4 separate regions of the Homo sapiens genome follow, and regions 1, 2 and 3 are each linked to region 4. The links are chromatin contacts, found by Hi-C or POLR2A ChIA-PET in ENCODE. All regions are on one chromosome and are shown on one strand. Each heading gives the region's core, a stretch centred on a gene start or an enhancer-like site at or near the end of the contact. The rest is flanking DNA. Distances are from core to core; before and after follow the strand shown.

Evidence for each region. A loop is a pair of places that touch in the nucleus more often than their neighbours do. ChIA-PET counts read pairs that join two places held with the same protein, here RNA polymerase II (POLR2A). Pooled maps may share reads with other maps.
Region 1: a map of PC-3 shows a loop between it and region 4 (5-fold over the local background). The contact joins the enhancer-like site here to the promoter of RND3 in region 4. A Hi-C loop is called at or near these places in 2 of 168 maps with a recorded cell type or tissue (IMR-90 and PC-3) and 1 of 50 pooled maps. POLR2A ChIA-PET finds 5 or more read pairs at or near these places in 1 of 52 experiments (AG04450).
Region 2: a loop to region 4 is called in a pooled map, with 2.3 times the contacts of the local background. The contact joins the enhancer-like site here to the promoter of RND3 in region 4. A Hi-C loop is called at or near these places in 1 of 50 pooled maps. POLR2A ChIA-PET finds 5 or more read pairs at or near these places in 3 of 52 experiments (A673, AG04450 and HEK293).
Region 3: a loop to region 4 is called in a map of Caco-2, with 4 times the contacts of the local background. The contact joins the enhancer-like site here to the promoter of RND3 in region 4. A Hi-C loop is called at or near these places in 4 of 168 maps with a recorded cell type or tissue (Caco-2, PC-3, Right ventricle myocardium inferior and 1 more) and 3 of 50 pooled maps. POLR2A ChIA-PET finds 5 or more read pairs at or near these places in 2 of 52 experiments (PC-3 and PC-9).

Annotation. Positions count from the first base shown.
Region 1 is chr2:150,680,100-150,682,799 of GRCh38, reverse strand. No RefSeq gene overlaps it. Among named protein-coding and RNA genes, the nearest start is that of LINC02612, 53 kb to the right of the region's middle. Within about 2 kb of position 1,264, at least 4 of the 41 ENCODE cell types and tissues checked have a DNase peak (open chromatin) inside an H3K27ac peak, as active enhancers do; they include IMR-90 and PC-3, where a contact is called at or near this core.
Region 2 is chr2:150,642,660-150,645,708 of GRCh38, reverse strand. No RefSeq gene overlaps it. Among named protein-coding and RNA genes, the nearest start is that of LINC02612, 15 kb to the right of the region's middle. Within about 2 kb of position 1,313, at least 3 of the 41 ENCODE cell types and tissues checked have a DNase peak (open chromatin) inside an H3K27ac peak, as active enhancers do.
Region 3 is chr2:150,308,510-150,311,437 of GRCh38, reverse strand. All of the region lies in intron 2 of LINC01818 (long intergenic non-protein coding RNA 1818), which reads right to left. Among named protein-coding and RNA genes, the nearest start is that of LINC01817, 53 kb to the right of the region's middle. Within about 2 kb of position 1,622, at least 2 of the 41 ENCODE cell types and tissues checked have a DNase peak (open chromatin) inside an H3K27ac peak, as active enhancers do.
Region 4 is chr2:150,486,272-150,489,145 of GRCh38, reverse strand. It overlaps RND3 (Rho family GTPase 3), which reads left to right and starts at 1,479. Exons shown (of 6, transcript NM_005168.5): 1 at 1,479-1,597; 2 at 1,691-1,878; 3 at 2,365-2,452. The coding sequence starts at 1,729.

The DNA.
Region 1 (2,700 bases), core at 15-2,514, 190 kb before region 4:
ACTTGACTTAGGCCTCTCACACATTTCTGTTACTTATTCTGGGTGTTGCATGCCCTCAAGGAGCTCTGTAGTTCCTTGGCAAAGTTTTTTCTTTATAGAGAGGGCTTGGCCTTGCTTCCTTTCTAAGTAGGTTCATTTTAAAGGATGTTCTTTCCCAAGGTGGAAATAATTTTCCTGGACGCAAGACAAACTGGTTGTTTAAAGGAGCCAGACACTTCTGCCTGCTAACTTTTTTGAGCCCCCATCACTTTCCACCAAAACAAACACAGGATAGGCCATATAAGACAATTATCTTCGTAGACAATATAAACAAACATAGTTGACCACTTATTAACTATGCCTATCTAACCTGTCTCCAGAAAGCAGTTTATAATGAGAAAAATATACAATAATGTTGATAAAATTAACATAAATTAAATATATGAATTAAAAAGAAACCACCATATGCTAATCACTCAGCCTGATGAGCCACTATGATAAAGATTACATTTATCTCTGAGCCTCCTGGAAGTCAAAGAAAAAGCAGATGAGCTATGAGCTCCTCCAGTTGATGATGGGGCAATGATAATTTTTTACTGCCTGTTGTGTGACACCTTTGTCCTAACATACATCTTCCAGCCACCCCATGAGACTAGTCCACCATCCTCATTTTAATATGAGGAAGTAGATACTCATAAAGGGAAAATGCCTTTATCAAGGAGAAATAGCTAGAAATCTTGGAAATAGTTCAGGTATGGCTGTATCCCACTTTTGTTCTTTCTAAAATCCAGGAGCATGGTATTAAATTTTAACTTAATAAAGGTATGTCTGCAGATTCTCCCTTGATATCATTGCCTGGGAACAGAAAATAAAAATATGATATTCAGGAGTATATTATAGTAGTTTGTAGGCAATTGTTTTTCTTCCTATGACCAATACCCAGTGGTAATGTACTCATCAGTTTCCACTTACCAGAATATCAGGAAAGTGAAACCATCCCTATAAAGTTTATAAAATTAATCAGGGAAGAAGAGAGGGGGAGAAAAAAATAAACCAAGCTTACAGCACACTTAGCATTAATCATTAGGTCAGCTGCTCTCTGACCCACTTCCTCATAGTCATTTGCTGCCTATTACCTCAGAATCACATTAGACCCTGTCCTAGGATTATAGTTCCCCTTAACTGCTCTGTAGATAACATCTTAAGCATTGTGAAACATTAAATTTTCCATTTGAGAGATTCTTTCAGGCCCTGCCTACTGATGAAATCACTGATGTCAGCTGGTCTGAAGGACCCCATGACATACTGACTCACTGAATAATACGGTTTCCACATCCTGACGAGTTCATCCCCTTACCCTGACTGATAAATGATCCCAGTTTTCCAGCCCTTTGCCCTCCATGATCCTCTTAAAAACTCCTAAGGGAGATGCATCTGAGGGTCCCTCTCATCTCCTTGTTCAGCTACCCTGTGATCATTAAATGCTTTCTTTGCTGCAAGTCCTGCTGTCTCAGTGTGTTGGTATGTTACTGTGCAGTGGGCATGCAAACCTGATGGTCCTGTAACTAAAGGAAGTTTGCTAGAGGGAGGAAATGTGTTGAGAGCATGAGTCTCTTCTTCTTATATATGTGTTTTCCACATTCCAATAAAAAATTAATTAATTTCTTTATTACTTACCTGGTGTACAAGTTTCCTTGGGCTGCTGTAAGAAATTACCATACTGGGTGGTTTAAAACTACAGGGATTTATTCTTTCATGGTTCTGAAGGCCAAAATCAAGGTGTAGGCAGGGAAGCATTTTCTGCTGATGCTCTAGGGGAGAAGCCATTCTTTGCCTCTTCCAGCTTCTGGTAGCTGTTGGCATGTCCTGACTTATAGCTACATCACTCCAATCTCAGCCTCTGTAATCATATCACCTCCTCTTCTTCTGAGTGTCTGTATCTGGTCTCCCTCTGCCTCTCTCATGGGGACACTTGTGGTAGCATTGAGGATTCACTTGAATAATCCAGGATAAGCTCCTCCTCTCAAGATTCTTAACTTTGTCACATCTTTTGCCATAAAATATAATGCCCTTTTGCCATTTTTTAAGCTTACCGCATCTGTGACCTTTGGCCCAAAAGATTCACATCTGTCCCACATGTGAAATATATCCACCTAATTCCAACATTGTAAAAATTCTCAATAGATTTAAGCATCTATTCAAGTCCAAAAATCTCATCTAAATATCATCAGTTCAAAAGTCCCAAATATCATTGCTATGGTCTGAATGTTTGTGTCTTCCCTAAATTCATATGTTAAATTCTAATCACCAAGGTGATGGTATTAGAAGGTGAGGCCTTTGGGAGGTGATTAGGTTAGGAGGGCCCTGTCCTCCTGAAAGGGATTATAAAAGAGGCCCCAGAAAACTGCTTTGCCTCCTTCCATCATGTGAGGATGCAGCAAGAAGGCACCACCTGTGAATCAGAAACTAAGCCCTCACCAGACTCCAAATCTGCTGCCACCTCAGTCTTAAACCTTCTAGCTTCTAGAACTGTAAGAAAAAAAATTCCTGTTGCTTTTAAGCCATCCAGTTTTTTGGTAATTTGTTACAGCAGTCTGAATGGACTAAGGCAATCATCATCTAAATCAGGTATGGGTGAGGGTCTGGATATGATTTATTCTGGGGCAAAATTCTTTCTGTCTGCCTAGGAAATTAGAAAATAAGTTATCTTCTTTCAAAATG
Region 2 (3,049 bases), core at 64-2,563, 160 kb before region 4:
CCTCTCCCCTGAGATTCTGATTGCACATATTGGGCCATTTTTGGAGAGCTAGATGTGTCTTCTTAGAGAAAGTGCACATTGTCTAGGAGTGGGGCAGCAGTAGCTTAATGCATCTTGTAGTTCTCCATTGGAATGACTGGAATTCTGTGTAGCTCCAGAAGGAATAGTTAATCTCTCTTTCTCCTAACATGTGCTTCTTGATGCAGGATTGAGTGGATCTTGTTTCCCTGGAATGCCCCTAGATTCTGTCCTAGCCTTGGTTTGAGGGCAAATCACTGATGAGGTGGGGACTGGGAGACACATCTATTGAAGCTTCCAGAAGCCTGGTAGGAAGACAAGGTCAGCAAGGGAGTGAAGTACGTGATTCGGTGCCTGAAGGAATTATCAGGTGACCATGAGGGCCCTACACTATGGGAATCAGTGAGATGTGAGATCATCTACAGAGCTATTTTCCTAAAGAGGAAGAGGATGGATCACTTTCCTTCCTTCTTACAACATCCTCCCCAAGCTTCTCTTTTCTTTAGAGAATGACGGCCACCGGCCACCTACCACCCACCACCCACCTCCCTTGGAGGACTGTAGAATCAGGTATTTTTAACAAATATAGAGAAACTGTTTTGAAGATAGGGTTCATATTCTCACGTCTGATTTTGGCAGGTGTAATATATGTTTGGCAGGGGGATAAACTAGGTCTTGCATCTTTGAAGAGATGCTGCTGGGATCAAAGCAGTATGACAACAGAGGAAGGAAAGAGAAGACAAGAGAGTCTTAGTATAGCACTGAAGTCCCAGCACCAAATTATTTCGGGAACAGTATCTTCCTCTTCCTGACTGTTCTCTCAATGTGTGTCCTTGTTTTCTTGCCTCACACAAACATTCAGATGTCCTCAATGCCCTCAGTTCATTTCTGTTCCTAGCTAGCCAAGAATAATTATTTCTGTTCACATTTTCCTCTTACTATGGCCTCTCTCACATCATGAGTTTACACTATTACATTCCAAGGACTATGCACTTGATTTAGGTATATTTGCTAGGAATATAGTCCTCTCTGCTTGAAGAGAAGTCTCATTTGCTGTCCTGTGCACTCTCTCTCTCAACTTTTTCCCTCTAGTTTAGTACAAAGAATCTGCAATCTGCTTTCAGTCATCACTGTTGACACACCAGAGAAATATGACTCTAATTTTTCAAAGAAAATATGAATCACGTAGTGTTCCCCACACAGACAGTACCCTCCTCTGTTAGCTAGCTGTACAATCTAAAATTCTGAGCATTACTTTTCACACAAGCAATGGTCAGATTATTGGGACTGTACAGAGCAGAGCGCCACGGCACCAGGATATGACCTCATCTGCTCTGAGGAACTAAGTGGGGTTGAGCTGTGTCCATGTTTGGAGGGGCCTACTTCCAGTGGAGAGAAGCCCAGAAAGGGTCAGCAATTTCTCATTTTGGACAACAGCCTGCTTCTTTGATGAGAACACTTCAATTGAAAATTAAAATGCAATGATAGGCTCATTATTGTCACAGAAAACTGCTTAATAGAGAATAAACTCTGTTTTTTTACTACCAAGCAACTAAATGGCATAGAAAAAGAAACATCAACTAAATGGCATAGAAAAAAATTAATTCATGGTTCATTTTTGTGGGTGACATGGACAATGGAAATAATGGAAATAAGGTTTGTTTCCAAATCAACAACATCTAAGGTGTGTGTTATGGTCAGAACAGTTTTAGCTTGTTTTTTGTATGTGCAGTACTTTGCATGGAAATTTCCTGATGATGCCCCTGTCATTGCAAGACCTTGAATATCCTTGATTCATCCAGATAACTATTTCCAAAGCCTTCCAGTAAAATGCAGAACGATTGCTAATGAGAATTAACTATTAAACTATTGGGACGGTACTCAGGAACCAGAATATTGCATGAACCAAAGCATCCCATTCTCTAGCCCCTCAAATAAAAGGAATTTATTGTCTTTTGATGACAAGACAGAGGAAGGATATATGAAGTAGCAGAAGGTGAATATTCAAGAGCAGCACTTAAGCCTCAATCCTGTCATTACACCCTGACTAATGAAGGTTCCCGCAAATATCACTTGGACTCAACTCTCACAGTCTCTCATTACTCATCGGTTACTGCTTCGAGGCTTTTTATCTGACCCACTGTGAGGGGGATGCATTCCAAAGCTGAGAAAATTATTTCCCTTGAGCGTGTTCAGGTGGGTGGGTGAATTTACAGTTGCAGGCGTTCAAGAATGTATTGGTGACAGCAAGATTCCTTCAGGTTCATTTCAGCTGCCAAAGAAATGACTCTGCTGAATATTGATTCTGTCCTGCTTTAGGTGTTGCCCTTGGAGGCAGTCACCATCCACAAACATGCATGTAAACTCATACTCATGCATCCCACACAGCAACGGCACATTACTCTTAGATAAGGTCAGGCAGCTACATCTTCCAGGATCGACGCTGGGCAGAGAACCATTCTAGACGGTGTGTGTGCTGGGGGAGGATGGAGGGTAATTACACCGAAAATAGAGAATATGTTTTAGTAATCTGAAGGTATTGATGGTTTAACAAGAAACATAAAATTAAAGTCTACTAGTACATACAAATAAAATGGGCAATAAAATATATGCATAAACAACTGAACCAGTACAGTGACAATACTGGCATTTTTGTATGAAGCAATCCTAAACATTTTCATATGAAGAAAAAGGTAAAGAAGCATAAATTAAAAGGATAACTTGAAGAAGACCATAGGTAGCATGTCAGGCCTGACATGCTACCTTAGAAGAGATGAATTAAATCTTAGAAGAGATGAACGAAAACCTAATATTTTTCTAGTCTTAGGGGAAAGACATGAAGTCAGTGTAGTTAAGACAAATGAATTCCATGGGGCAGCCTATCCAAGATTGTTGTTCTCAAAATCCATGCAATGTTCAGAAGTATTTCTATTTTTTGGAAAATAAATTCTGGTTTCAGAAAGCAACAAACAATATTCTCTCTTAGAGATTAACAAAGAATATCAACATCTTAAGGGCCCTGAAGATTCTT
Region 3 (2,928 bases), core at 373-2,872, 180 kb after region 4:
TGTCTGGGGTTCCAGGCACCACTGGGGTATGAAAAAAACTGCTTGGTGCCTGCCCAAACAACCACCCAGTTTTGTGCTTAAAAACCAAGGCCCTGATGGTGTAGGCTCGTGAGGAAATCTCTTGTTCTGTGGATTGCAAAAACAGTGGGAAAAGCATAGTACTCGGGCTTGGTAGCACAGTACCTCAAGGCTTCCCTTGGCTGAGGGAGAGAGATCCCCCAGCTCCTTGCACTTCCCGGGTGAACTGATGCCCCACCCTGCTTCTGCTAGTTCTCCATGAGTTGTACCCACTTCCTAACCTGTCCCAATGAGATGAACTGGGTACCTCAGTTGGAAATGCAGAAATCACCCACCTTCTGCATTGGTCTCACTGGCAGCTGCAGACCAGAGCTGTTCCAATTTGGCCATCTTGGTCCCTTCCTATAATCCCATATTTCTCAGAGGTTTGTTCATTCCTTTTTATTTTTTTGCTCTGTTCTTATCTGGCTGTCTTTTTCAGAAAGATAGTCTTCAAGCTCTGAGATTCCTTCCTCCATTTGGTATATTCTGCTCTTAATACTTGTGATTACATTGTAAAGTTCTTAGAGTGTGTTTTTCAGCTCTATCAGGTCAGTTATGTTTCTCTCTAAACTGGCTACTTTGGCTGTCAGCTCCTTCATTGTGTTATCATGATTCTCAGCTTCTTTGCATTGGGTTACAACATGCTTCTTTAACCCAGCAAAGCTTGTTTTTATCCACATTCTGAAGCCTGCATTTGTCATTTCAGCCATCTCAGCCTCAGCCCAGTTCTGAGCCCTTGCTGGGGTGTTATGGCTATTTGGAGGAAAAGGGGCACTCCAGCTTTTTGAGTTTTCAGTGATTTTGCATTGACTCTGTCTCATCTTTATGGGCTTATCTACCTTTGATCTTTGACTTTCCTGACCTTTGGATAGGGTTGGGTTTTGTGGTTTTGTTGTTGTTTTCTTTCTTTCTTTTTTTTTCAGCCTGGCCACTCTTCCATAGGGCTGCTGCAGTTTGCTGGGGGTCTGCTCCACATCCTTATCACCTTGGTTTTTTCCCATACCTAGAGGTATCACCAATGAAGTCTGCAAAACAGCAAAGATGGCAACCTGCCCCTTCCTCTGAAAGCTCCATTTCAGTGGAGTACTCCATTTCAGTGGAGTACTGACATGTTGCCAGCCTGAACACACCTGTAGGAGGTGGCTGGATATACCTGTTGGGAGGTCTCACCCAGTCAGGAGAAATGGGATCAGGTACCCACTTAAAGAAGCAGTCTGGCTGTCTTTTGGTAGAGCAGCTGTGCTGTGTTGGGGATCCTGATCGTTAACCCCTGATTGTTTTGGGCTCTCCAAGGCCCACAGGCTGGACCTGCTGAGATGCTGGAACAGCCAATGTGGTGGCCTGCCCTGTCACCCAGGCACTCCATCCCAGGGAGAAATTAGAACTCTGTTGGCCATAGAACATGGAAAAGGGTGGCTGGAATCCCTGGCTGGGAGGACCTGCCCTGCAAGGAGGAGTGGATCAGAGTCCCAGTTACAGAAGCAGTCTGGCCACACCTTGACCAAACAACTGTGTTGTGCTGGGGAACTGCCTCTGCTCCTGTCGGCTTAAACTCTCCAAAGGCTGCAGGCTGGAATGGTTGAGTCATCCAAACAACCAAGGTCGTGTCCCACCCCTCCCCAGGGAGAGATCAGAGCTCTGTCCATAGAATATGGGCAGGTGGGGGTAGCTGGAGGCCCTGTCTGGGAGGTCCCACATAGTAAGGAGGAATGAATTGGGGTCCCGCTTAGAGAAACAGTCTGGCCACATTCTGGCAAAGCAGCTGTGCTGTGCTGGGGGGACCCTTCCTCATCTGGACTGTTTGGAGTCTCCAAAGCCCACAGGCTGGAATGGCTGAATTGACCAAACAGCAGAGATGGCAGTCCACTCCCCTGGGGACTCTGTTCCATCTCAGACAGTCTCCACCCTGTTGCTGGTGGCTGGCTGGAATTCCAAGACAGTGGGTCTCATCTTGTGATGTGCTATGGAAGTGGGGCTCACAGACTGTCACCACTCAGCCCCCTGGATTCAGCTCCCTTCCTAGGTGTATGCACATACCCTCTGCCTTGCCTGAACTACCTACACCCTTGCCAGGGATCCCAGGGTTGCAGTCTGTAAAGCTCCTTGGTCTCTGTGTGTGTATGAGCAGCTGCTCTGCTGAAACTCCACACAGCACTGTGTTTTGAACCCAAGGCTTTGGTGGCGTGGACCCACAAGGGGACCTCCAGATCCGTGGGTTGCAAAGATTTGTGGGAGAAGTGTGGTTTCCTGGGGTAACCCAATCACTCTCTGCTTCCCTTGGCTGGGGGTGGAGTTTCCCTTGGCTCATTGTTGCTCCCCAGTGGGCCATCGCCCCACCCTGCTTTTCTTTGATCTCCATGGGTCGAGTTGTTTCTCTGATCAGTCCCAGTGCAAGTACCTGGATATTTCAGTTGAAGGTCCTGTATTTATGTGCCTCATTTTTTTTTCCTTCTATGAGTGCCACAGACTGCAGCTGCTTCTAATCAACCATCTTGGCCCCAGCTTGATAACTTTTTAAAATTTCATTATTTCCCTCCTTTAAAATGTGCTTTGGGCATTTGGTTCCTTTAGTTTTGACCCTGGCTACATTATAGCTAGCACTATAGAATTCCAATGTACCTAAGAACTGTGCTGTTCTGTTTGATCCCAAGCCCTTTCCTGTCCCCATCTCTCTACTATATACCTATCTGAAATCAAAGAGAGTGTTAAAAACATAGGTAAGGGAGTGTAGAGACCTGACTCGCTATTCACAATTAGGAGGCCTTTATTGGAAAATGTATTTTCAATAAAGGCACAAATAAATATTTCCCAATATTATCAAAGGTGAAAGTAAGTGGGGAACATTTTTGCTTGTAGCCACACAACTCT
Region 4 (2,874 bases), core at 230-2,729:
AGTGTCGCCCTCACTAATTGGGCCATGGCACCCTTTGTGTCAGGAGGGAACTAAAGCTCAGAAGAACAAACATTGGCAAAGGCTGCTCTAGGAACCCTAGCAGGGCCAGCAACCCGCTTCTCTGTGGGTCAACCCTCCCCTTGTGTAAACACAGACCCACCGATGGAGTCTGAGTCAATGATCTTTGAGGGGGCTCCAATTTTCTCAGCCCCAAATAGGACATCATTCCTGGATCCCCTAGGCTTCAGGGGCCCTACCAGTCCACTACTTACATCAGTGCTTTTGACAACTCTTCATTGTGCCTTTTCACTTCCCATGTTAAACTTTCTGATTTGTTTGTTTTCACCTTATCTTCTCATTTACAAGCCTAGGAGTCTCCACAGGGGACCATATAAGCTGGTTTTGGCCAGTGTGCTACTACATTGTAACAATTGAAACCTCCTGAGCATTTAGGGTGCAGGAGCTGAAGATGAGAAAAAGAAAGACTTCTCATAGAAAAAGAACAAATGTGCGGGCTATTCTGGTCCTTTCTAAGATTTTTGCTTGCGGGGAAGAGTTGGAGGGCTAGGGAGATGGATGTGGAGGAGGACAGAAGAGAGGGTGGAGGGTTGTATCTGCATTTTTCAGCTAAAGATGTTTGTGCCTTCTGAGTCCAGTCTAGGGTGCTTTGATTCCGGGAAGATGGAGGCTATAGATAAAGAATTAATAGTATCAAAATCTGCCCCCCCACCAGTCCCCTCACTGCAAATGTGGGGAGGTGCAACTAAGCTGACAAGTGTTTGGGTCCCTAGCGCAGTAGGGTTGAGTTTCCAATGGCCTTTGTCACTCAGTCATGGGCATCTTCCACTTCTCTTTCTTCTCCCCTCCCACCTCCTGTACCCACCCCTCGAAACCTTTCTGCCTCCACTTGTACGACTGAAACTGACAGGTTTCAGAAGCCAGTCTACTACCGTGACCCAGGCAAGCCTGTTCTTGCATCTGGAATAAAGAGGCTGATCTATTGGTCCATGGCCTATGTACCTGATACAAACCATTAAAAAAAAAAATAGAACCACTCAACTATTCTCCACCCAAGATTTGCTTCCTATGTTTTATCACTGTCCTTTAACTTGGGTGGGAAATGTTTTTGTTTTCATAAATGCTCATGAGGCTTCTACAGATAAGCCCCTATTAAACTATATTTAAAGGGATTGTAGTTCAAATCAGTATGCACAGATACCAGTTTCCCACCTTGCCCTGTGGACTTGTCAGCAAAGCATCTTTGGGATCTTCATGTTGTCTAAGAGCCTTGGTCTAAAATAGATCCCGAATGGGCACCCTAGAGGGCGCACTGCTTACATTTTCGGCATGCAACGCCAACAGCGCTCGCTCCCAGGCTCCATAAAAGGGGAGGAGGCAGATCAGTTTCCTCCTCTCATTGAGAAAGAAGAGGATTGGAAGGCCGGGCGTATAAAGCCGCGCAGAGAGCGTGAAACAAAGCAGTCGGCTCGGAATTGGACTTGGGAGGCGCGGTGAGGAGTCAGGCTTAAAACTTGTTGGAGGGGAGTAACCAGCCTGCTCCTCTCGCTCTCCTCCTCGTCTGCGCCGCGTTTCAGAGGTTGCCCATCAGCCTTGTGATTTATTTTTATATCTGCTTTTTATAAAGAGAGAAATATATATATATATATATATTTTTTTTTTTCTTCTTAAGAGAAAATTCCTGTTCCAAGAGAAAATAAGGCAACATCAATGAAGGAGAGAAGAGCCAGCCAGAAATTATCCAGCAAATCTATCATGGATCCTAATCAGAACGTGAAATGCAAGATAGTTGTGGTGGGAGACAGTCAGTGTGGAAAAACTGCGCTGCTCCATGTCTTCGCCAAGGACTGCTTCCCCGAGGTGAGTGTGGCCGGCCGCGGCTTCCACGAGGGGGTCGGCCAGTGGGATCCCAGTCCCGAGGTGGGCCTCCCCGCTTTCATCCGTTTTCCCTTAAAAAAAAAAAAAAAGAAAAAAAAAAGTCTTTCTCGGTCCTTACTACTTTCCCCTGATTAGACTGCGGGGAAAGGGAAAGTGCGCTGGAAGCTTTTAGGGTTGGGACGCGCCTGCACATGGGCTGGTTAGCTCCTGAAACTTGTTCGTTCCTGTGTGCATAACCTGGGGTTGGGAGATTCGGGTCAGCAGATCTGTGAGAGCCGGGTGGGGTGAGTGGGGAGTAGGACAGGGGTTTCGGAAAGGGTCCATGTGCTTAGTGTGTGGTCTGATGTGTGAAGGTTTTCTTTCTTAACTGGGGAGCGGGGAGGGGAAGGGTGTTCAATGGGTGTCGTGCGTTTAAACGTAACCTCTTTGCCCTCTTTCCTTCCTCTTTTGCCCATTTTGTCTATCCAGAATTACGTTCCTACAGTGTTTGAGAATTACACGGCCAGTTTTGAAATCGACACACAAAGAATAGAGTTGAGCCTGTGGGACACTTCGGGTAAGAGTGGGAGGACCGCGTGGCGCTTGGGGCGGGTTTCCAGTCGCTGGGGGATGCGCGGCGGGTCTCGGGAAACCGCGCGCTACAAGCCGTCTGCGCCCCTCCCAAGGGATTCCCACGGTCCCTGTTGGGCGAAAATTGTATCCCTTCTGGGTGGGGGCGGCAGACGACAGCGTGGACGAGGAGATAGCAGTGGGGAGAGGAGAGCGCTGTGTGCCCGCAGGGTGACCCCGCGGTTGGAGCCACTAGTGGCCAGGCGCAGTCCGCCCGCGGAGTCGTGGTCAAGTCGCCTTGGGTCGGCCGAGGTGGCCCGATACTGTGGGGTGTTGCATGGGCGCTGCGTGCGCCTCGGCGGAACCACCCGGCTCAAGGCGGGCGCCCCTCCTAGATCTAACCTGCTGGTTGGCGGGGAGGCGGGGAGC